Regions from separate parts of the Homo sapiens genome. Here region 2 is linked to region 1. The links are chromatin loops, found by intact Hi-C in ENCODE. Cell type or tissue: MCF 10A. All regions are shown on one strand. Links, peaks and the distances in the headings refer to the core of each region. The heading gives the core; the rest is flanking DNA.

Evidence for each region. Peaks named below come from ENCODE experiments on the same cell type or tissue, not always from the same donor. Only the 100,000 strongest peaks of a DNase experiment are listed, where the experiment ranks them.
Region 2: a loop joins it to region 1, with 9 times the contacts of the local background. A loop is called at or near these places in 36 of 110 quality-filtered maps.

Annotation. Positions count from the first base shown.
Region 1 is chr21:33,254,037-33,262,036 of GRCh38, forward strand. All of the region lies in intron 7 of IFNAR2-IL10RB (IFNAR2-IL10RB readthrough), which reads left to right. IFNAR2 (interferon alpha and beta receptor subunit 2) reads left to right here. Exons shown (of 9, transcript NM_001289125.3): 8 at 6,561-6,691. Among named protein-coding and RNA genes, the nearest start is that of IL10RB-DT, 8.2 kb to the right of the region's middle. In MCF 10A, for the core only: no CTCF peak of the experiment used is centred there; DNase peaks (open chromatin) are centred at 4,635 and 7,705.
Region 2 is chr21:33,195,697-33,213,047 of GRCh38, forward strand. No RefSeq gene overlaps it. Among named protein-coding and RNA genes, the nearest start is that of IFNAR2, 26 kb to the right of the region's middle. RefSeq lists a silencer at 9,943-10,002. In MCF 10A, for the core only: no CTCF peak of the experiment used is centred there; a DNase peak (open chromatin) is centred at 8,335.

The DNA of each region.
Region 1 (8,000 bases), core at 1-8,000:
ACCAATGGAAGTATCTTTAATGTTCTGATTTACCAGAATAAAAATAAGGTAGGATCTATAAAGAAATTACTTTAGTTGTAAACCAAAATAAAATTCTAAGCCCCCCAACCAACTGAATGGATCCCTCCTCTCAGCCAAGGGCCGAGTAAAGTAAAGTAAACCTGAAACACTAGTTCAGGCCATGATGGGAGTGAGTGGTCCAGACGTGCCTCACGGGACCTTCCTACCTTTGGAATTCAGGCACAGCTGGCCAGCACTAATATTAAAACAGAAACCTTAAGACTGACAAAAAGATGCTTTGTAGCACTAATACCAGCATGATGGATAGCAGGCCCTAAAAGAAACCAAAGTGTTTTACCCCAAAATACATTTCTTTGACATATTTTGAAATGGCCCTGCAAAGCTGTCTCTTGCAGGGAAAATCTGCTTTCTATAAAGAACCCCCTTCCCAGTCCAGGTGTTCTTCCTGATCCAAGAGAGAATTCACTAAGAGTCTGGCACTTTTTTAAGTCCAGTAAGAAACATTTACAGTCTGTTCTCTCTGAAGCCTGCTACCAGAGGCTTCATCTGCGTAATAGGAACCGTGGCCTCCGCAACCCTTTGTCTTAACCCAGATGCTTCCTTTTATTAATTCCAAGTTTTTAATCAGAAAATCTTTGAATCTACCTATGACCTGGAAGCCCCCCCACTTCGAATTGTCCCACCTTTCCAGATTGAACCAGTGTACATCTTACATGCATTGATTGATGCCTTATGTCTCCCTAAAATGTATAAAACCAAGCTGCACCCTGACCAAGGGTTCTCGGGATCTCCTGGGGCTGTGTCATGGGCCATTGGTCACTCATATTTGACTCAGACTGAATCTCTTCAAGTATGTTACTGACTTTGGCTCTTTTCATTGACAAAGTGATATGGTCACTTGTGAATGAAGTGAGCCACGGAACGTTGCCTGGCACATAACGGTGCTCTGTGTTGGCTTCACTACAGGGCAATATGATTTGATTCTCTAGTGTTCCTCAAGACCAGATGATGCACAGGCTGGTTCTAAAGGAAAAAACATGTCAAACACCTTTAGCGTAAGTTATTTTTATGTCAGCAAATACAGGCAAACTTAAAACTGCATATAGATTCTGACTATAGCTCTTTCAAAAATATAAATCCAAAATAAATGTGCATGTCTTTGTTCTAACACCAGCTATCTGACACTAACTAGTTGTCCAATGATTCCATTCATTTCTGATACTACCCCAGGTTAGCACAGACCCCACAGGTTAAAGGCTCAGTCCCACAAAACTGCCTGCCCCCACTTCAGATGCCAGCCACAAGTCATGGGTGACAAGGTTCCCTGCACTTCCACCTGACTTGGCTACAAATTCAGGAGTTCCCATGACCTCCCTTTAGGTTTGATAATTTGCTAAAATGACTCACAGAACTCAGGAAAGTGTTATGGCTTATGATTACCATTTTATTATAAAGGAATTGATGGACAGCCATTGAAGAGGTGCACAGGACAAGGTCTGAAAGGGTCCCAAGTGCAGGAGCTTCTGTCCCTGGGGAGTCAGGTGTACCACCCTCTCTGTACATTCATCTGTTCATGAATTTGGGGACTCCCCAACCCTTGGTGTTCACAGTTTGTATTGGGTTTCATTATGTATGTGTGATTGATTAAATTACTGGCTGCAGGATTGAACTCAGTCTCCAGCCCACTCCCCTCCTTGGATAGAGGTCAAATGGGGGAGCTGGAAGTTCCAACCGTCTGATCATGTGGTTAGTTTTTCTAGGGACCAGCCCTCATCCTGAAGCTATCCACACCCTGCCCCATCACCTCACAAGCATAAACTCATATGTGGCCCCTAAAAGAGGCTTGTTAACAAAAGACACTCCTAACGTTCAGGAAATTCCACAGGTTTTTGAAGCTCTGCTCCAGGAACTAGGGACAAAGACTGGATATATATGTATATTTTATTATATCATTGATCTTACATACAAACGAAACTCTTATAGACAATAAAAACTGAAATTAGTGACCTGGCAGACAGATGGTGGTTTATTGAAACTCAGTCCCCAGTTCCAAGGTGAATGTGTTGCTGATGAGAAGGCACAAGCTCCTTGGAGGTTGATGAATTCTGTGATGACTCACTTTCTCCCCTGACTCTTTTCCATTTCACCTACTAAGATGTTCATGTAACAACATCCTCTCAGGTCATTCCATTTTTACTTGGCGTGAATGCGTCATGTTGCACATCAAGTCAGCCCTCATTCTTTGATTATTACCCGAGATAGGTCAAGTACCGCTCTCTTTAATTATCCAAATACTGTACCTGATGTCAAATTCTTGTTTGAAACTCAGGAAGCAAATAGGTTCAGATAACGTGGCCTCTGTCACTATCTGCTTGCCATCTGACGTGCCCTCAACCAGCCAAACTCAGAAACCAGACAGGTTTGGATGGTGAGGGGTCTTGGAAGGATAGCCTGAGACCAGCATTAACATAGGCTCAGCAGTAAGCACTGTGACCCAATCCTAGGGCAGACTGATATGGGGGGATTTTAGCCCAGACATCTGGAGAAACACCTTCCCCTTGTCAAGCCTTAAAACTAATGGTTTGTCTCTTTTATTAATATTAAGGCCCTAAGGAAAAGCTCTATTCATTCATTTGACAAATGTTTATTGGGGGCCTGTTATGAGCCAGATTCTTTTCTGGATATTGAGGATTTAGCAGTGAACAAAACAGATTAAAAACTTCTCACCTTGTGGAGCTTACATTGCAGTAGGAGACAGAATAACAAGATCAACATGTAAAATAGACAGTATGTTAAGTAAGTACCATGGAAAAAAATTATGCGGGAAAGGAGGTGAGGGGGATGTCAGGTTGAGGAGAGCAGGTTGCTGTTTTTAATAGGATAGTGTCTTGATTTGCATTTGCTAGAAGCAGAGCCTGGGATGTGAATTCATATTCAAGTGTGATTTATTGGTGGGGGCATCTTAGGAGAAGGGGAAAGAGGGAACAGGTAGGTACAGGGAGAGAGAAATTAAGCAGGCATGTGGCTCTCAGCTGAGCCTGATCCCAAGGGGTTCTCGGAAGCGTGAACTGTATCCTCAAGTCAGCAGCCAGTCAGTTACTGGTGGTGATCTATGGCATGGCCTCCAGATGAGGCAGCCCCCTTTTGGGCAAGGGCAGTTCCTTATGTGTCCGGAGTTGGTTCCTGCCAATGGGTTCGTGGTCTCGCTGACTTCAAGAATGGAGCCGCAGACCTTCCTGGTGAGCGTTAACAGCTCTTAAAGATGGCACAGACCCAAAGAGTGAGCAGTAGCATGGTTTATTGTGAAGAGCGAAAGGACAAAGCTTTCACACCCTGGAAGGGGACCTGAGCGGGTTGCCACTGCTGGCTGGAGGTGGCCAGCTTTTATTCCCTTATTGTCCCTTCCCGTGTTCGTTTCTGTCCTATCAGAGTGCCCTTTTTTCAGTCCTCCTCGTGATTGGCTACTTTTAGGATCCTGCTGATTGGTGCATTTTACAGAGCGCTGATTGGTGCGTTTTAGAGTGCTGATTGGTGCGTTTTACAGAATGCTGACTTGTGCATTTTACAATCCTCTTGTGAGACAGGAAAGTCCCTGATTGGTGCGTTTTACAATCCTCTTGTAAGACAAGAAAGTTCCCTAAGTCCTCACTCCACCCAGGAAGTCCAGCTGGCCTCACCTTTCACTTAGAGAAGGATCAGCTCTGAGAGATATCAGCAGACACGTGCGGCAGCAGTAGTGGGTGTGCACTGACTGGAAAAGGGGACATGGGCAGGCCACCCACAGCATCCACCACAGATGGCCACAGATGGCCTTCCTGAGAAGGTAGCATTTGAATAAAGACCCAAGGGAGATGTGGTAAGCAGAATAATGGCCCCCAAAGATGTCTACATCCTAATCCCAGATATGTGAACAGGCTAACCTCTATGCCAAAGGGGCTTGTGGGTGTGATGAAATTGAAGATCTTGGCCAGGCGCAGTGGCTCATGCCTGTAATTCCAGCACTTTGGGGGGCCGAGCCAGGTGAATCACCTGAGGTCAGGAGTTCGAGTTCAGCCTAGCCAACGTGGTAAAACCCCATCTCTACTAAAAATACAAAAATTAGCCAGGCGTGGTGGCATGCGTCTGGAGTCCCAGCTACTTGGGAGGCTGAGGCAGGAGAATCTCTTGAACCCGGGAGGTGGGGGTTGCAGTGAGCCAAGATGGTACCACTGTACTCCAGCCTGAGCTACAGAGCAAGACTGTGTCTCAACAAAAAGAGAAGCAGGAGACTCAGAGGCAGAGAAGGAGCTCTCACAGCAGCAGCAGAGGTCGCAGAGTGAGGATGAAGGAGGGGGCCATGAGCAAAGGAATGCAAGTGGCCTCTAGAAGCTGGGAAAGGCAAAGAAATGGGTTTTCCCCTAGAGCCTCCATAAGGAGTTCAGTCCTGCCAACATCTTGATATTTTTTATCCCAGTGAAACCCATTTTGGATTTCTGATCTCCAGAACTATTAATATAATATATTTATATTGTTTTATGACACTAACTTTGCATCATTTGTTACGGTGGCAATGGGAAACAAACACAAGGTGAGGGAGTGAGTCACGCAAACCTATCAGGGGAAGGAGTTCCATATGCGGGGTTCAGCAAGTGCCAAGTGCCCGAGGCAGGATATGCCTGGCACGGCACGGCAGGAGTGAACTGAACAAGGGAAGAATAGTAACAGTTCTGGTCAGAAAAGATGGAGGAGCCTGAATGACATAGAACTTAGAAGCCGTTGCAAGAGATGGGGACCCTCAGAGGGTTGTGAGCAGGTTGCTCTCCGTGATCTGACGTGGGATGTAAAGGGAACATCCATCCACATGCCTTGAAGTGGGAGCCAGGTGACCCCTGGGCTGATTACTGCAGTCACCCAGGGGAGAGGCGGTCTTACTTGTTCCAGAGAGGTAAGTACGGGAGGAACTATAAGAGACTGATGTTAGTCATCGCCAGTCTTTTCATAAAGTTCTTTATCTTTTCCATTAAAGATCATTGTGATCAGATATTACCAACCCCGTTGCTCAGTTCAGCCCTCTGCTTGTGAGGTTTCTTATTTTTTGCTTAAAATATCTCCACAGTGAATCCAGAGACAGACAGGTTTGTCCAAGGCCAAATTTTTAAGACACGACCTGGTCTCTCCTTCCCAAGATGGGTTGATCTGGTCCATCTTTCATGAAGAAGATAGTTAACAGCAGTAACATTCAATCACAGCTTCTCCTTTCTGAGTCAGAACATTGATGGGATTCATCTCTTTTCAAATATGAATATTTAAAAATAGCATGCATGTATAATTGTCATGACCCCAAGTGAGATTTCTATTTTTTAGATTATCATCAAGCTGAAAACAAACAAAAATTCTAAGTTCTCCTAAAGAATTCTCAGACTCATGAGAATACCCCAAATTGAGGAATATTATCCTAGCATATTAACTACAATTTACACAATTTGGTTTGGACATAGAGTGCATTGTAGCTGTTATATGCAAGTTGGATGGGTACATGAGTCACAATCTCTGTATTATGCCATTCCTTCACCAGTGAAATCACTTTGGTTTACAGTACCCCTTTCAAGAATGTAAACGCTATACATGTCAGAATTTTGTATCCTAAAGGCGTGCCTCTGTGGCTAGATCTGATTCTGGAACTGTCATTGATATGACAATCCAATCCTTCACACTCTTGATGGAGGTGAGAGTGGATTCTTGAACCCTGTGCTATCTAACAGTGTTTTTACTGAACTATCAAGGGTTTTTACTGAACTTCTTTCTATTCATTCCTTAACCTTCTGGAAGACTTAGAGTACATAATCCATTTGATTTCCTTTTTTCTCCCCTCTATCTATTTTTGCCTGAGGCTATAGTTCGAGGATTAATACTAATGAAGACCTTTCTGGAAGTGCAAGAGAGCCTTAGTGATATAACTACTGATTTTTCAGTCTGGTCGCACTTCAGGAAAATAACTATGGTCAGTCAAAAAGCTGAAATTTTCCAAAAGGAATTTTGATGAGAAACTAAGGGGAACTGTTAATAGAGCAAGGCAGGTTCTGCAGAGCCCTGACTTGTGGCCCCAGCGTGGCTAAAGTCCAGCCTCAGAATGACCCAGTTGGTTGTTTTCAAGCAAACTTTCCTTCCCCACTTCTTCCTGCCCGCAGCGCATGCTAACCAGTGTGGCTACCGAACGTTTGAGATGTGTTTCATGTGACTGAGAGACCGAGCTCTTAATTCTGTTTAATTTTAATCATTTAAATTCAGCCAGCTGCAGCCAGTGGCTACTCCACTGTACAGTGCAGTTATAGAACATAAACTGAAGGAAATTTTACTTTTAAAAGCTAAGTCTATTTTATTGTTTAAAAAATGCACACTTAGATAATTCTCCAGTCTCTGGTATTTCTCAATATAAAACTGTTTTTTCAAACCTTTGGTTTCTTGATCATCTTGTAACACCAGGCCAATGTACATTTATTTCCATCTGCAATTGTTTATTGCATTTTTTGAAATAAAGTCATTTAATTTTTCATCAACAGAATCAGCAGAATCTGCCAAAATAGGAGGAATAATTACTGTGTTTTTGATAGCATTGGTCTTGACAAGCACCATAGTGACACTGAAATGGATTGGTTATATATGCTTAAGAAATAGCCTCCCCAAAGTCTTGGTAGGTAGTTTTTTTGTTTTGTTTTGTTTTTTCTATCTTTGTTTTTTATTTTAACTTAAGAATTTGTATTTATATAAATATTTTCACAGAAGAAAATCTCATTTTCTATAAACACCAAAATGCTTTCTCACTCTGAGTTCTTTTCCATATCTATAAATGTATATTTTGCAGGGTTTTTGTTTTGTTTTTGTTTTTATTATACTTTTAAGTTTTAGGGTACATGTGCACAGTGTGCAGGTTAGTTACATATATATACATGTGCAGTTGTAAGTGTATCTGTGCATCTGTGCATTTTATGTTTTCTTTCCTTTTTTTTTTTTTTTTTTTTTGAGACAGTCTCACTCTGTCACCCAGGCTGGAGTACAGTGGCGTGATCTCAGCTGACTGTAACCTCTGCCTCCTAGGCTCAAGCAATTCTCGTGCCTCAGCCTCTCAAGTAGCTGGGACTACAGGCGTGTGCTACCACACCTGGCTAATTTTTGCATTTTTAGTAGAGATGGGGTTTTGCTATGTTGGCCAGGCTGGTCTTGAACTCCTGACTTCAAGTGATCCACCTGCCTTGGCCTCCCAAAGTTCTGGGATTACAGGTGTGAGCCACTGCACTCAGCAATGTTTTGTTTTGTTTTGTTTTTATACTTCATCACATAATTTATAATGATCAGGTAGAATTTCATTATTATTAACATACCATTTTTCATTTAACCATTTCTCAGCTAAAGGGCATTTGGATTTCTTTTCCTTTTCTTTTCTTTGGTGATGATGAATAGTACAATAAACATTTTTATATGGATCGTCTTTTTGTTTTGGATTATGTCAGTGGAACATATACACAAAGTGGATTTATCCTATAAAAAGATTTAAAAAGGACTAGGCACAGTGGCTCACGCCTGTAATCTCAGCACTTTGGGAGGCTGAGGCGGGTGGATCATTTGAGCCCAGGAGTTTGAGACCAGCCTGGGCAATATAAGGAAACCTTGTCTTAGAGAAAATAAAAATAAATTAGCCAGGCATGCTGGCACATGCCTGTGGTCTCAGCTACTCAGGAGGATGTGGTGAGAGGATTGCTTGAGCCCAGGAGGTGGAGGCTGCAGTGAGCTGTGATTGCGCCACTGCACTCCAGCCTCGGTTACAGAGTGAGACCCTAGCTCTAAAAATATATAAATATCTTAAAAATATAAAGAAGCAGCCAAAGGAGAGGAAGTTAAGAGGAGTAAGTCAGAACATAGTCTATGTGGCCAGCAGCCTGCCTGGTTTGAAAGGCAGCTGCTCCCACTCACTAGTCACAAACCTTGAGCAAGTTTCTTAACTT
Region 2 (17,351 bases), core at 4,810-12,809, 54 kb before region 1:
CAGAGCAAGACTCCAACTCAAAAAAGAAAAAAAAAAAAAGAAAGAAAAAGAAAAAGAGAGAGAGAGAGAATCATTGAAGAAAGCTTGGATCCAGGTAAAAATAAAGAGCAGGACACAACCAGAAAAGTCTGTGGTTCTGTTATATCATTGGACAGTGTAATGAAATGTAATGTGTTTTAAAAAATAAAAATTCTATATTCCTAAATCTTGAATAGATTCCTATTTCAGAAACCATCCATTCTGATGAGTCTCCCTTAGCTCTGAAAGAAAGAGGATAAAAACCAAATACAAGAATAATAAAAACCACCTGTCCAAGATGAACTGGAGAAAGGGTGCTAATCTCCCTGCGACAACTCCTACAACTGTATTTGATCAGGATGATAAGAAAAGTTTTAACTCATGCCTCAAGCAGAGCCACAAGACCTGCCTTTTTTGATGACCTTGAATTCTACAACACAGGCTCCAAACCTCACATCTTGTCAACTCTCACCATGAGAAAAGTAGGAAACACTCTCTCACGTTCCCAAGTACTCACCATACCCCCCAAAATAAGTAAAAGCTTACTTTAAAAAATAATTTGTTTTCAGAGCAGAAATCTTCTAAAAGTTGAATTCTGATTCCGTACACACCTGCGGAGAGGTACTTGCCATGCCCACTGTCTAATATGCTTCTCTTTCTATGAACTAGGGTAGGGGTTACAAATAGCTGCCATAGAGTTACTGTCATTATCAGCCTGCAATCTGTGAGCAGCTGTTAAAAACCCACATTTTGTCTCAATTGTAATCATTCAAACAAATAATGCTTACCTACAGTTCAAAAGAAGTCAGTCTGGAATTAAGTGCTGTTCATACCAATTATGTTTCTTCTTTCAGATGTATGGAAAGGGAAAATAAATTATCCATTAAATTGCAGATATATGTAAAGATGCTTTTTGTAGTAAAAGCCAAAACAACTTGAATCTGACCTGTGATTAGAAATAACAGACATTTGAAATTCAGTAACTTAATTCATTGACAATATCACCAGGTTAGTTATCAATGATTCATTCAGTTTTCTTTTAAGCATTATTAATTGCTTGATACCATTTAGGATCAGGAAACCCTTAGTGCAGTGAAAATTGTAAAAGTTTATGACCTGGGAGGCCCGTGTCTAGCCATGCCTCTGTCAGGAATCTGTGGTGTGACTTCTGACAAGAGTTTTATCCCTCTGGATCTGTTTCCTTGGCTGGAAAGTGAGGAAATCGATCCAAAGATTACCTCGCAGATTCTCTCCAACTCTGACATTCTATCATTTCACACTCACTTTAAAATAGACTGTCGGCGACCCTACGCCAGTTTTCCTTGAGAAACAGCGCCACCTTCAGGTCATAATAACCATAAGAGAGCTGACCGTGAAGGTGCTTCTCCGGCAGGAGCGATTTGCCCTGATCCACAGAAACCCTTCCCCCGCAGTCCTCTGGGATGCGGTCACACACTTGTGAGTCTGCCGCTGGGTTAAGATCAATGCGTATGGACATGGAGCCAAGCTGAGCTAACTGGCCCACAAGGGACAGATGCATGACCTTGGCCTAATTATCACAGCTCCAGCTAACAGTTCGCCCACAGCAAAGCTCCTTGTGGAACCCTATAAAGAAGGAAAGGAAGCGAGGGATATGCTGGATGAACTAAACTCTACAAAACAATGAAAATGGACACACCTCTTCTTCAGGCAATTCCACTTAAGATAGTTTCCAGCTGTTCTTATTTTAGCAAGATATCTACTTGGATATACTTTCATTAAGAAAAATGACATAGTGAACTCTGAAGTAAATATCAGATTTTTTTCACCCAGCAAATATTTATTGAGCAACCAACCACTTGAATGCCAGCACCGTGCTAAAAGCTCTCACAAAATTACTTTTATTGAATTTCCACAACAGCCCTTGTGAGAGAGGAATTCATATCTTCATTTTTCAACACAAGGAAGTTGAGAATGAGAGAGGCCCAGAAACAGCAGATCTGGCAACAAGCTTGAATATGCAGACACAAACATTCCACACAGTCCTCCTCTGAGGACACGACGCAACTGCTCCTTTTCAAGAGCTTATCACTTGGCACAGTGTGGCACCAACTGCAATCAGCAGTGCAGAGGCAAAGGCCGCTAGGGAACTCAGTTTATTTCTCTGCAGTGTGATCTGTATGCAGAAAATGGCCCTATCTTTGCCAGCCATCCTCTGCCATACCTCCCTAACCCACTGATGGATGCTGGGCAGGATAAGGGGGATAAGTTAATTTGTTCCTAAGTGTCTAAACAAGGATCCTTCTTAGAAACAGTGGATATTTAAGGTTGTCCCTTTGATCACATCCCAACAATCCCTAAATTCCATAGGCTTTCTTGGTTGGGAAAGAGGCAGAGCAACTGCTACCCATGGGAATGCATCATATTTGGAAATATAATGTTTCCTGTGCATTACAGAGGAGAGAAGTGGGAAGCATCGCCCGGTGCTGGAGGTACTCCAGCTACAGGTGGTACCCTCTATATCTTACTCTTTCCCGTACCTACATATGTGTAGTCAACTCCAGTTGATGAGATCAGGTTTTCAATTCTTTGTACCCCCCCACTGCACTTTGCAAAATACTGGCACATAAATTTAAAGTTACTAAATATTTGCTGGTGTGTTAGGAAAAACACATAGTCTGCATGCAGAAAACAGGAATTATACAAACTAGCATGATCAGACATATTTAAGATGTCAGCTGAGTTACTCTAGGGCAGAGCCCAAGGATGAAGCTTGGCTGAGGGAGGATAGGGGAAGTGCCTTGGGACCTTTAGATTATGGGTGGAAGGAACAAAAGACCCACATGGAACAAGACACTAGAGTTGGATTGACCCTTTGGGGAAGGAGAAGTTACGATATGACATCTAAACCGCAAGGAAGATGCCAGAAAAAGAAAGAATAATATATTGTGTAAGCAAGCAATTTCTTAATTTTAAACGTGTTTTTATATTCAGGTGAAATTGTTTTATTCAAGGTTGAATGACTACTAAGTTGCAGCTAATCAGAAGTTGAGAAAGAAATGCTTGGCAGTTGGAATCCAGTTTTTGCACATAATCAGAACCAGTACTGTCAGTTTCATGGCGTCTCAAAAGCTAAGACTGAGAAGGAAAAAGGGAACAGAGCCGGCCTTGTCACACCACAGACGGGAGCAGAAGTGCAGAACTGTCCCCATGGCATGTGTTCAAAAGAGTATCGTGTAGCAAACCCTAACCACAGCAGCAGTGGCTGAGCTAATCCTGGCTGGATCCCAGTAAGGCCCTTCTCGAGTCCCAGCAATGACGATGGTAGATTAGCAATCTCTTCTCAATGTGTCAATATCATCTATGTTTCTACCCTGCTAGCCTCCTCTTTTCCTTCTTTCTACCCCACCCTCAATTAACCATGCCTCCTCTTACAATTTCTAGTCTGCAAGAGACTAGGACAATAGAGAATCAAAAACTAGGGTAGAAACACAGAGGCTGCTGTGGTTAGCGCTTGCTGCGTGATAGATAGGTTTGGTTTTGTAGCAATAACACAAGGCGGAAAGTGATAGAAAATTCAACATTCTAACTGCAATTCACCAAATCTTATCTCCAGACTTGCGGTGTTTATAGTTTCAGCAACACAACCTGACTGCCAGGAGGAGAGTGAGGATAATAGCATGAATCCGACTGACAAGGAATATGTCTTGGAGAGCCGTGAACCATACCAGGAAGAGATTTTTTGCTTATAAGAGCATATTTGTTTGTGGGCTCTTTCCAGGAGCAATAGACTAAGTTGAAGATGTTTTATAAAAAGATAGTTTTATAGAACAGATATTAGGAAACTATTTTTTTATGATGACACACGGATCTTCAGCCTTGAGACTGTATCTTCCAGCCTGGTTGATCCTTCTGCACTGGTTGGTACACAGTCACTTCCCTGAATGTCCCCATCTCAATCCTCCCCACACTACCCTGTCCACTGAGTCCCACCCCAGGACCATCCCCAGCCCAGCCTCACAGTCCAGCATCCACAGGGTTAATGGCAGACACAGTAGAGAGCCGCAACAGTTGCTAAATATTGTCAATATCAACCCTGATTACAGGCGATCGATTCTACAAAGAACTCTACAAAGATTCTACATTCTTTATTCTATATAGATTCTGTAAAAGAAGAATCTAAGCACTTTGTTCTGCACCGTCCAAACATGAGTCATTGTTTTCAGGGCATCATTTGGCTTTTAACACAAAGACCCAGCAGAGGGAGCCGTTTCCTAACATGAAAGGAGCTATAGGCCCTGCTAAGACAGCAACTGTTATTAGTATTATTCCACTAGAGCTGCCATAGAGGGGTGACGTCAACAACAGAAATGTATTTTCTCACAGTTCTGGAGACTGGAAGTCTGAAATCAAGGTGTCAGCAGAATTGGTTCCTTCTGAGATCTCTCTTCTTGGCTCATAGATGGCGGATTTCTGAGTCTTCACATGGTCACCCCTCTGTGTCTGTGTCCTAATCTCCTCTTCCTATTAGGACATCAGTTATATCAGATTAAAGCCCCCTCTCCCCATGACCTCGTTTTACCTTAATTACCTTCCTAAAGGCCCTTTCTCCAAATGCAGCCACATTCTGAGAGGTACTGGGGGATAGGACTTCAACATATAGATATTTGGGCTTCAATATATATATATATATGAATCCTATCCCCCAGAGGCACTGAGGGATAAGACTTCTATATATAGTAGCCTTTCAAACATGTATACATTTCAAAATGTTTTTCTGTTGTTTTCTATAGGTTAGATTGCCCATTGTGTTGACTCCCATAATAAGTCAATGGTTTAAAGTCTTTGTCCTACCACCACATTGGCACACATCCATGGTGTGCTCAGATGGGAAGAAATTCAGACCTGAGTCCCTGCCTTCAGCAGATCCTGCAAGTTCACATATCTAGATATAGAAGGAAGTCTTGAAGATAGACACATGCAGGGTGGCTGGCAGCCATCTGCAGAGGCCACCAAATGGAGAATGGCAAATGTTAAGGACAAGATAGTGGAGCCATTCCAGACATCTTTGAAACCAGTCTTATAGACTCTCCTCCCTCTGATTCCCCCCTCTCCTGTCCCAACTTTACACACCCAAGGCCTGGCAGTTCTGCTGATTGGCTAGCCTGGATTTGCACAGAGAACAACTCACTGGACCAGATGTGCTTCATCAACCCCACGGTTAGACAATAGCATTCTGACTACAGTGGCGCATCCTCAGCCTCCCCAGGCAAACAGATTCTTGTCCCATACATCCCTTACTTACAGCCTTGGAGCTGGGATGATGGCGGTTACCCTTATCATGCTAACTGGCTTATAGACCCACTACAGACCTCACCCTGCTGTCTCAAAATGTAATCTACCCATATCTGAAGGGTTGTCTTAAGGATGCATGAATGTATCTAAATAATTATCAATGATGCTTGTTTGCAATAAAGTGATTATCTTGCTCTACAATCACTTTATTGCAAACAAACATCATTAGAAAAATATTGTTATAACCTTCTTTACAAAATCATGTATAAGAGATTTCATGCAAAATAGACCATGACCACTGCCATTATAGTAGATGGGACCCAGAAAGAACAGCCCTTTGCTTAAAGTAGGATTCTATGTGCACTCACTTTACCATAAGATTACTGTGACTTGCTGAGTGTACCAGGATGTTAGAGGTGTAATTTAATTTCTCAAAGAGATTGAAAGCCAGTGCCTGGGTTCAAAAGGCGAGGAGGCTTGCTCCTTTCTTTTCTTTTCCTTTTTTTTTTATTATTTTCTTTTCTTTTTTGAATAGGGTCTCGCTCTGTCACCCAGGCTGGAGTATAGTGGCACGATCATGGCTCACTGCAGCCTCAACCTCCCGGGCTCAAATGATCCTTCCACCTCAGCCTCCCGAGTAGCTGGGACTACAGGTGCACACCACCATGCCAGGCTAATTTTTAAATTTTTTTGTAGAGACCCCCAGGGGTCTCCCTATGTTGCCCAGGCTGGCCTCAAACTCTTGGGCTCAAGCCATCCTCCCGCCTCAGCCTCCCTAAGTGCTGGGATTACAGGCGTGAGCCACAACTCCTGGCCAATGCAAAGCTTTCCACACCCCTCTGGGTTGGGGGATAGGGGCAGGTCTAATGAAACAGCAGGTAGTTCTGAATTAACACTGAATCTCTCAGCCATTGATTCGAGACTGCAGAAGTCAGCAGGGGCCTTTCCCTTTGGAGATGGAAGTGCCATTGGCTCAGCCCCTTTAATATACGACCCAAGATGTCAACTCATGGACCCTGCATCCTGTCTTTGGATCTCCCCATTTACACTATTGTAACCTCAGGACTTCTTCAAGTCTGCCAGAGGAATCCACTCACACAAAAGAAGCACTGTGGGCTCCTTGGAAAGTATGGTAGAGAGGCAGGGTGGGGTGTGGCTCAGTAATTACGGCACATACTCCACAGCAAATGACCTCACAATAGTGCTTTGGCATTTCTGTTCCCCACACCCCTTTCCCGATGCCCTCCCTCAGGGGGCAGAAGTTTGTGCTCTCTCTGTCTCTCTCCCTCTCTCCTTTGCCACCCAGTGCCCACCCTCACTGCAGCCCTCTCCTAACCCCTCAATCCCACACCCCACGCTGCCTCTAACCCACTCAGTGCCATGGTGGGCATCTATCTGTAGGGAACTCCAGCTCCCTCCAGCCCCTATGCCACCTGTCATTTCCAATCCTTTCTAGCAGCTCCCCTGAACCCTCTCTTTAATAAGATCTACCCTTTTTAAAAATCATATTTTAATTGTAATTTTAAGTTTCAAAATGTCCATTCTCTTAACAATCTTAACCAATTCTCATTGAATGCCTTCTGCATTGTGGTCACAAAAGGGGCTCTGGAACCAGACGTTGGGGTTAGAATCCTGGATTCGCCACTTACTGTGTGACTTTGGGCAAGTTATTTAACCTCTCTGGGCCTCTATTTTCTTGTCCACAATATAGGGAAGGTGATAATAGTAGCTGACTCTTAGGGTTGGTGTGAGAGAATGAGTCACTGAATTCGTGGCTGGAAGGCACGAACAGCGGTGCCCAGCATGGAGCGAGTTCAGTAATGTTAGATGCCACCGTGTGGAGGCACCAGAGGGACCCAATAAACACACACAGAGGGACAAGCAAACCCGCAGTACCGGGTCGCAATGTCACGATGGTGGAAATGCAGGGTACTGTGGGCTTTATTGGAGGGTCACCTAACCCACACTGGGGTGTGAGATCGCATCACCAACCCCAACAGACTCGGGGCTGTGTTGGGGTGGGGGGTGCCGAAGTTCTAGCCTCGGGGTCAAGCCACTTCTGATCACAATCCAATTCACCCACATCACACACACCATGGCACACACATCATACACACACATACACACCATGCAAACATCACATACACACATAACACACAAATACCACATCCACCACCCACACAGCACACACACATACCACATACCCCACAGCCCCCCGACAATAACACCATATGCACACCACACACATACACACACACACACACACACACACACAAAACAGGTCACTACTTCCCTCCTATGTACTATGTGCCCTGCTATTTTCTATTCTGTTCCATTTCATGCCATTTCTTCTTAGTAGGACTCACTGAATTGATTTCAGGACCCACTAATAGGCCTGAGCAGGGGTTCAGAAAACACTGACTTGGAGGGAGGCAAAGGAAACCCTTAAACGTCTGTGAAATGGAGCTTTGACCTGTGGTCTGCCCTTGACCTCTAAGTGGGGTAAGCCTCACACTAGGGGTGCCCTGTCCTGAGACATAGCCATAGCAGTAGGCCACCTTACTATTGGGCTGCCCTGGCCAAGAATGGGAGAAGCAGAGCCTCGTCACCAGCTGGGACAAGGGCAGCCCGAGGAGAGACCCTTTCACAGTGTCGGCACAGCTCCGTTTGACCTAAGAAGTAACCTCACTGGTTTTTGTTTCTAATCACCCCTTCATTTCACAATGGCCTGCAGGTTTCTTTTGCCGCCTTCTAAAATCAATGTTTTCCAAAGTACAGCTGAGTCATGACACATCAAATTAGTGAGTCTCAGACAACATTTTTTAAAAAAGAAAAAGAAAGGCATGGGATAGGATAGGATAGGATAAAGTAGAGCATGTGGCACAAGGATAAGTGCTGATGTGGGTGTGGGTGTGTGTGTGTGTGTGTGTGTGTCTGTGTGTTGGGCTTCAACTTTCTTCAACTGTCAACCCTGCTATTAATAGGTGAAGCTATAAACACAGGGCAAAATCCATCATATCTGGTGATTCATACACAGAAGTACAGAGTGGAGCAACTTGAGACATTACAGGCTGAAAAATACACACTTGAAGTCCACAGCCCATGACTGAATCTGCTAGATGATGACTCGGTGGTTGCTGAGGAATTTAATCATCTGGACCATGTCCTTCCCTAGTTAATTTTCAACCCAGATGATCATATCTCCTGTTCCGGGCAGACACATTTCTGGCGCTAAGACCAGGGCCCCTATTCAGCCTTAGTGGATAATTCAACCTCCTGAGAGGCACTGCAGAAGCACCTGGGCCAAGATTGCTTTCCTCTTCTACGCCTATCCCAGGAATGTGGCCACTGCTCAAAATGTGGGAATTCCCTTCCAGAATTCCCCTTGAAGCTGCTGCACGCTTCTTAGACCACGTCTGAGCAATGCCTGCATCACTAGAATATTTGGCCTCAGTTGGGTTTGTTTCTTTAAAAAAAAAAAAAAAAAAAAAAAAAAAAAAAAAAAGGTTTTTTCCTCAACTAAGACTTAAGACAAGGGGGTCTTAATTTGATTATTTTTTTCTGTTTTATATGATTTCTATGAAAACTACAACAAAATAAAGTTAATTCTATTTAAGTGACTTTTTAATGAATTGCCTTTGTTAGAAAAAAAATTAAGTGTTTTTGTCTCACTCTGTCACCCAGGCTGGAGCACAGTGGTGTGATCATGGCTTACTGCAGCCATGACCTCCCGGGCTCAGGTGATCCTCCCACCTCAGCTTCCCAAATAGATGGGACTACAGTTGTGTGCCACAACGCCTGGCTAATTTTTGTATTTTTTTGTAGAGACAGGGTCTCACCAGGTTGCCCAGGCTGATCTTGAACTCCTTGGCTCAAGCGATCCACCCACCTCAGCCTCCCTGAGTGCTGGGATTACAGGCATGAGCCAGCGCACCCAGCCAGAATTACATTTTTTTAAATGGTACTGTCCTAGAAAATCCAGGATGTGCAGTGATCACGTATGAATGCATGGACCTGCACACACAGGAGTGAACAAAAGACCCACCCCTGCCAGGTCACCACTCATATCTCACCCCAGCCCACGCTAGCTCACACTCCTCCCCACACACCACTGACCTCATCATTGCTAGGTACCCACTTGACTTCTCAACAGGTTCAAGACAATTGGCCTTCCTCGTCTCTTCTAGAAACACCCTCTTTTCTGGGCTTTGTGTAACACCTGGTCTTTCTCCCCTCTCTGGCCACTTCTCAGCTTTTCTTTTTCTTTCTTTCTTTTTTTTTTTTTTTTTTTTGCCACTTCCTCTTCCTCTACATCAAGCTTGTCCAACCCACAGCCCAGGACAGCTTTGAATGCAGCCTAACACAAATTCGTAAGCTTTCTTAAAACATTATGAGATGTGTGTGTGTGTGTGTGTGTGTGTGTGTGTGTGTGTGTGTGTGTGTGTTTAGCTCATCAGCTATCGTTATTGTTAGTGTATTTTATGTGTGGCCCAAGACATTTCTTCTTCCAGTGTGGCCCAGGGAAGCCAAAAGATTGGACACCCCTGCTCTACAACATCTCAATATAGGCCTTTTTCATGTTTCATTCTAGATTCTCTCTCTAGACTACAAGTTCTTAAGGGGAAGTGGCATTGGGAAATGTGTGAAGGTGGCTTTGGTTGTCACAACAGCAGCGTGGATGCTGTGTTACTAGTGTTCAGTGGATGGCGGCAGAGGGACCAAACAGAAGGCAGTATCACCAAAGAACTGTCCATCCTCGCATGCCAATACCCACACTCCATAGAGAAACACTGCAATGGCATCCACTCCCACAGATTCGGTTACCATTTGCCAGCCAAGGCCTGCCCAGCCAGACCTCTCGTCTGAGCACTGGTATTCCCCTTAGACATCTAACAGGCACATCAGAGTCAACGTGTCCAAAGCCAACTCATCATCTTCTCTGTAAATCTGCTTCTTCTCCAAGATGTCCTTCCTCTATGCTCACCATCACCATGAAGCCAGGTATTTAAGCAAAGGGAGTCATCTATATAAAGCCAATCCTCCGTATTCATGGGGGATTGTTTCCAGGCCCCCAGGGATACCAAAATCCACAGATGCCCAAGCCCCTTGTATTAGGTTGGTGCAAAAATATTGCAGTTTTTGCCTTTTTCGTCTTTATGGCAAAAACCGCAATGACTTTTGCACCAACCCAATACAAAATGGCATAGTATTTGCATATAACTTATGCACACCTCCAGTATACTTTTTTTTTTTTTTTGAGATGGAGTCTTGCTCTGTTGCCAGGCTGGAGTGCAGTGGCACAATCTCGGCTCACTGCAGTCTCCACCTCCCGGGTTCAAGTGATTCTCCTGTCTCAGCCTCCCAAGTAGCTGGGATTACAGGCGTGCATCACCACACCCAGCTAATTTTTGTGTTTTTAGTAGAGACAGGGTTTCACCATGTTGGCCAGAATGGTCTCAATCTCCTGACCTCGTGATCCGCCCGCCTCGGCCTCTCAAAGTGCTGGAATTACAGGCATGAGCCACTGCGCCCAGCCTAGTATACTTTAAATCAGCCCTAGATTACTTATAATACCTAATACAATGTAGATACTATGTAAATAGTTGTTATGCTATATTTTTAATTTGTATTATTTTTATTCTTGTATTGTTTTATCGGGGCTTTCTTTCCAAATTTTTTTGATCAGCAGTTGGTTGATCCTCAGATGTGGAACCAACGGATATCGAGGGCAGACTGTACTTGCCTCTCCCTCCACACCCAACCTAATCACCAAATCCTACCAATCCAGCTCCTAAATTCTGCAACACCCATCCACTTTTCTTCCCCTCCACTGCCAGCACGCTAATCTTGGCCACTGTCATCTCCACCTGAACTCCTGCAGTAGCCCCTCCCGGGTCTCCCTGCTTTCATTCCTGCCTGTTTCAGAGCCCCCATCCTCACTGCAACACGTCATCTTCAAAACAGCTGCTCTGATCCTATCACTCTGGCTTAAACTCCCCAGTGGCTTCCCATTCCTCTCAGACTACAGCCCAAATCCTTAGCCCTGCCTCTGAGGACAGCCCTGCAGCGTCTCCCGGAGCCTTCCTTTCCAGCGTCACTTCCCCTTACTTTGGCCACGTTGACCTCCTGCCAGTTCCTCAATGGCTCTGTTCCCCTTCCACCACCCCACCTTAATGAATGCCCTTCCCTCTGCCTGAGAGGTTCCTCCCCACCTGCCCTTCCCTCCCATGGCCGATGCCTAACACTCTTCCATCGCTCTTCCAACACTCTTCCCCATCGGTTCAACACTGCTTCTTCCAGGAAGCCTCCCCAGGCCCCTGGATAAATCCCTGTGCATTCTCAAAGTGCTTAGACTGTCTCTTTTCTAGAACTGACCACAAATGTCATGAATTACCTAGTTGCAAAAGTATTTAATGTCCATCTTCACTGCTCTGTAAGCAGCCCTGTGGACAAGGAATGAGCCAGCCTCATTGACTATGGGTGCTGCGGCTCCCAGCACAGTGTCTTGCAAACGGACATTCAGTAAATATCTAGTGCCAATTCCCCTAAGATAAACCTTGGAGGAACTATAAAGAGAGAACTGACAAAATTTTGAGAAAATCCATGGGATGTGTCAGGAGGGAAACAGCTGGGAAAGGGCCAGGGGACTTTGGCCAGGAGCAGGATCAGTGGGTGGCTGTGGAAAGGGTAAAACAGAAAAGGAACTATGGGTGTCTGCCCTTGCCCCTTCCCTCACCAATGCTAGGGACAAACAGTGCCTGCCCCTACCCTGATGATGACTTAGACCTGTGTCCAGATGTCCCAGGAGTAAAATTCAGGCATCTCACAAGTCCTGTGCCTGTGAGGAGCTGGAAAAAACAGGTGGGAAGAAAAACCCTAGGCAGTTGCTTCCTTCTCTAACACCACCCCTTCCAAACCCTCAGGCCAGGGGAACTGAGAACCAAAAAGTGCCCCTTTCTAAACCACTCCTCCCTGGGGACCAAAGATGGAGCACTGACCTGAAACATTGTTTTGCTGGGTGTGGAGTAACTGAGGGTGGCGCAGTTGTCTGGGACTGATCTGTCCCCACCCCATCTCTCCATAGATATTGCCTAACAGAGAAGCCAACTGACCTCGCCACTGCCATGGAGAATGAGGTCAAGATAGCAAGATAGTTGAGAAGTAAACCATTTAAAAAAAATTGAATTATAGATTCCATCAGAAGAGGAAATGTTGGAAAAGTCCAAGAAGTTAAAATTAGCCTAATAAGCTTAATAGGAAATAAAGAGAAATGAAACAATACTAAGACAACATTAAAAAGGAACCACGCATAAGAAATAAAAAATATAGTAGTTGAAGGAAAGAACTCACAAATGTGACTAAACAGTAGAATGAATAAAACTCAAGGACAAATTAGTGAGTTGGAAGTTCAAACTGAGGAAGTTCTTCAAATGAGGGACAAAAAATAGAAAATATTAGAGAAAAGCCAAAAAAATGGAGTATTTACATACAAATGCTAACATCCATATGATAAGGCTCAGAGAGTCAGAGGAATAAAATGAAAAGAAGGAAGTATTTGAAAGAATAATGAAGCTAGATTTCCTAGAATTCAAAAAGAAAAAAAGAAATACCTCAGAATGAAAGGGCCTACAGAATGACAAAGAGAAGAAAGAGAAAAATATATCACACCCTATGGTAAAATATGAGACTATGAAAGACAAAGAAAATTCTGCAGAGTAAATCATACAAAGGACCAACATCGAGAATGACACCAGATTTCCCCACAGCATCAGTGGATCCAGGAAAACAATGGAGCAGTATCAGCAAAGTACTGAAGGATATGACCTTAGAACCTAGAAATATACATCCAGCCAAACTGCCCTTTAATTAAGTATCAGGGCATGAAACAAATATTCTCAGTCATATAAGACCTCAAAACTTGAATAAGTAGAGAAACAAATCAAAGAGTTGCTGGAGAAACAAATAAAAATAATCAAATACCTTACAAAAGTTGGTTGTAGTAAACAACAAATTTTTAAAATTCTAAGACCAGGCTGGGTGTGGTGGCTCATGCCTATAATCCCAGCACTTATGGAGGCCAAGGCAGGAGAATCGCTTGAGGCCAGGAGTTTGAGACCACCCTGGCCAACATGGCAAAACCTCATCTCTACTAAAAATACAAAAATTAGCTGGATGTGGTGGTGTGCACCTGTAGTCCCAGCTACTCAGGAGGCTGAGGCATGAGAATCACTGAAACCCAGGAGATGGAGGTTGCAGTGAGCCGAGATCAAGCCACTCCACTCCAACCTGTGTGACAGAGCGAGACTCTGATTTAAAAAAAAAAAAAAATTCTAAGACCAATGAACAAGAAAAAAGAGACTTACACTTGCCTGGACTTAAAAGTATAGATCAGGAATATTTGTATCATAATGTTAAATTATATAAAATTAGATTTACTATATATAATTGTCTAAATCAGAATACCTTTGAGAGTAAAAGGTATTATTTAAGAATTATATCAGGAAAAGACAGAGTAAACTAGGACTGTCTCAGGCAAATCAGGACGTATGGTCAGTCATAGTATATAAAATAGATCAGAAAATATGAAGGATGAGGAGGGCCCCCAAAATGATAAAAAGTTTAATTCCCCTAGTATATATAAAGCAAAAATTGATAGAAATATACAGATAAATTGATAAATCCACCTTCACAATGGGAGATTTTAGCATATCATTGTAAATAATGGGTCAAGTAAACAAAAAAACTCAGCAGGAATGTAAAAGATTTGAACTTCACCCAATGAATACAGAAAGTTATGCCTCGAAAACTTAAATGATACATTTTTAGGCCAGGTGCGGTGGCTCACGCCTGTAATCCCAGCACTTTGAGAGGCCGAGGCGGGGAATCATGAGGTCAGGAAATCGAGACCATCCTGGCTAACACGGTGAAACCCCGTCTCTACTGAAAATACAAAAAATTAGCCAGGCAAGGTGGCGGGTGCCTGTAGTCCCAGCTACTCGGGAGGCTGAAGCAGGAGAATGGCATGAACCTGGGAGGGGGAGCTTGCGGTGAGCCGAGATCATGCCACTGCGCTCCAGCCTGGGAGACAGAGCGAGACTCCGTCTCAAAAAAAAAAAAAAAAGGAAAAGAAAAAAAATTCACATATCTTATGATATAACAATTTCACTCTAAGAATTATACCTAAAATGCTTGCACACATACAAGAATGTTCATAGCACCACAGTTCTCAATAACCAAAAACTGGAAACAACTCAACTGCTCATCAAGAAAAGGGAGAAGAATAAACTATGGTTGTATTCATTTTCTATTGCTACGTAACAAATGACAAACGTAGCGGCTTGAAACAGCACCCATTTATTATCTCAGTTCTATAGGTCAGATGTCTGGACATGTCATGGCTGGGTTCTCTACTCAGGGGCCCACCAGGCTGAAATTAAGGTGTTGGCAGGGCTGCAATCTCATCTGAAGGTGAGGGCCCTCTTCCCAGCTCACTGGTTGTTGGCAGAATTGAGTTCCTAGAGGGTGAAGGAGTGAGTCTCCACCATCTTGCTAGCTGTCAGCTGGAGCCATTCTCAGCTTCTAGAGGTTGCTGGCCCCATGGTGTTTTCCACGACATGAAAGTTATCTTCTGCAAGGCTGGCAGGAGATTTTCACTGCTACTTTGGATGTCTGACTTGCCTGCCTCTGACTCTAGACCCAGGTTTAAAGTGTTCATGTGATTAGATCAAGCTCCCTTCCTTGATCTAATCAAGGAAGGGCATTAATTATGTCTGCAAATTATGAAGGGCATTAATTATGTCTGCAAAACCCATCACAGTAGCACCTAGATTCAAGTTTGAACACTGTATGTTCCCCAGGGCCCAGAATCTTGGCAGCCATCTTCAAATTCTGTGTCCTACAATGATCTATTCACACAGTGAAATATTACACAGCAGTCAGGTAGAGTGGATGATAGCTGCCTTCAACAAAAGGATGAGGCTTGGCAATTTGATATATAGAAAATATAGACCCAAAAGACTGTAAATTTAAAACAACTAAAATTTTAAAAGTACATTTAAGGAACACATATAGAAAATATAAAGCAATATAAAAAAGAAAGGAAGGAGAGGAACTGGATTCTGAATTCATTGCCCAGATTTGGGGGAAGCAGGAGGAGGGGTCTGTGGGTTCATAGATGCCATTATACTATTTAAAATAACTAATGAATAACTAACTAAATTAAAGCAGGAGAAATATGGACCAATGAGAAGAGAATGTCATGAATGAATGCTTATGATTTTTCCTATTCTGTGCACCTGATGTCTAACAATGAAGAAGTTCGGCCTCGATGGCTCATACCTGTAATCCCAGCACTCTGGGAGGCCAACGGGGGTGGATCACTTGAGCCCAGGAGTTTGAGACCAGCCTGAGCAACATGGCAAAACCGTGTCTCTACAAAAAATACAGAAAAATTAGCTGGGCATGGTGGGGTGCACCTGCAGTCCCAGCTACTGGGGAGGCTGAGTGGGAGGACCACTTGAGCCTGAGAGTTTGAGGCTGCAGTGACCTGTGGTTGCACCACTGCACTCCAGCGTGGGCAACAGAGCAAGATTCTGTCTAAAAAAAAAAAAAAAAAAAGATTAGGAAAACAAAAAAGATTAAAAAGATTTGAGAAATGAAAGAACATATTATGGAATTACAAAATGTGTTCCCTCCAGGGCCGGCGAAGCAGCCTGGTTTTCAGATAGCACCAAAGAAGCGCCAAGGGATTTGTCTCCTCAGGTCAAACCTCTCTCCCTGGAAAACTTCCAAAATGTAAATCGAAATTATTATTTGTTCTTGGAGAAGCCTAGTCAGAAAATACTAAGGATAATCAGGTGGCACTGTCACCCCTGAGACCTCAGTCGGCCTCTTACTCCTGTTTCCTCCACCCCCGCCCAGGCACCACTAGTTCCTTTGCAGCAGCATTTAAAAACACTCAGTGGCGCACTGTGGGAGGCGGAGGCAGGATGATCACTTCAGCCCAGGAATTAGAATCCAGCCTGGGCAACATAGTGAGACCCGGTGTCTATTCAAAAAAAAAATTCTTTTAATTATAAAAATAGAAAAATAAACACACTCAAGACTTTCCCATTTAGGGGAGAAAAAAAAAGAAAGAATGAAGCAGGACCCCTCTCCTCCCCCACATCTGCCTCCAGCTGCAACATATCTCCCTTCCTTGCCTTCCTAGCAAACTTGTCAATAACAAGTCCTCTACATTCTTGTCTCGTCTCCTCCCCATTGTGCAAAACCTGCACTCAACCAAGTCACCAGTGACTTGTTCAGCACTTAATCCCTCCTGATATCTCAGTGACCTTGGACTCTGTCAGCCACTTCCTCCCAGAACCCTTTGTCTTCGCAGCTGTGATGGCGCTCTGGTGGCTTTTCTATAATCTCTCTGCTCCTTTTCTGTCTCGTCTGCTCGCTGTTGCCTGTAGCTCTGCCCTCACATCCTGTTTCCTTTCTCCAATCTCTCTGGAATAGTTCATCTGCACTCACAGGACCAACTGTTGCCAGACACTGCTGGTCTCCAGATCCATTCTCGCAGTCTAAATCGTCTTCATTCTGGACATATGGAAGCAGCCGCCTCCAGGAAACCTCTGCAATGCCCTTAGCAATTCCACCTCTCTGTGCCTTCAGTTGAATGAATCATTTCTTTCACCCTCAGCATGCTGCTTCTTGTTGTATACTATATTAGGGTTCTCCAGAGAAACAGAACCAATGAGGTATGTGTGTAGAGGGAGAGAGAAGGGGAGAGAGGGAGAAGGAGAGGAAAACTGATTGGTTTTAAGGAGTTGACTCATAAGATTGTGGGGGCTGGCAAGTCTGAAACTTGCAGGCCAGGCCAGCAGGCTGGAGACCCAGGGGAAGGTTGATGTTGCAGCTTGAGTCTGAAGGCAGCTAGAAACAGAATTCCCTCTTGCTCAGGGACTTCAGTCTTTTCTCCTGAGGCTGATCTGATGAGGCCAGGCCCTATTATGGAGGATAATCTGCTTTATTCATGGTACGTGTTTTCACATCTTTAAAATACCTTCACAGCA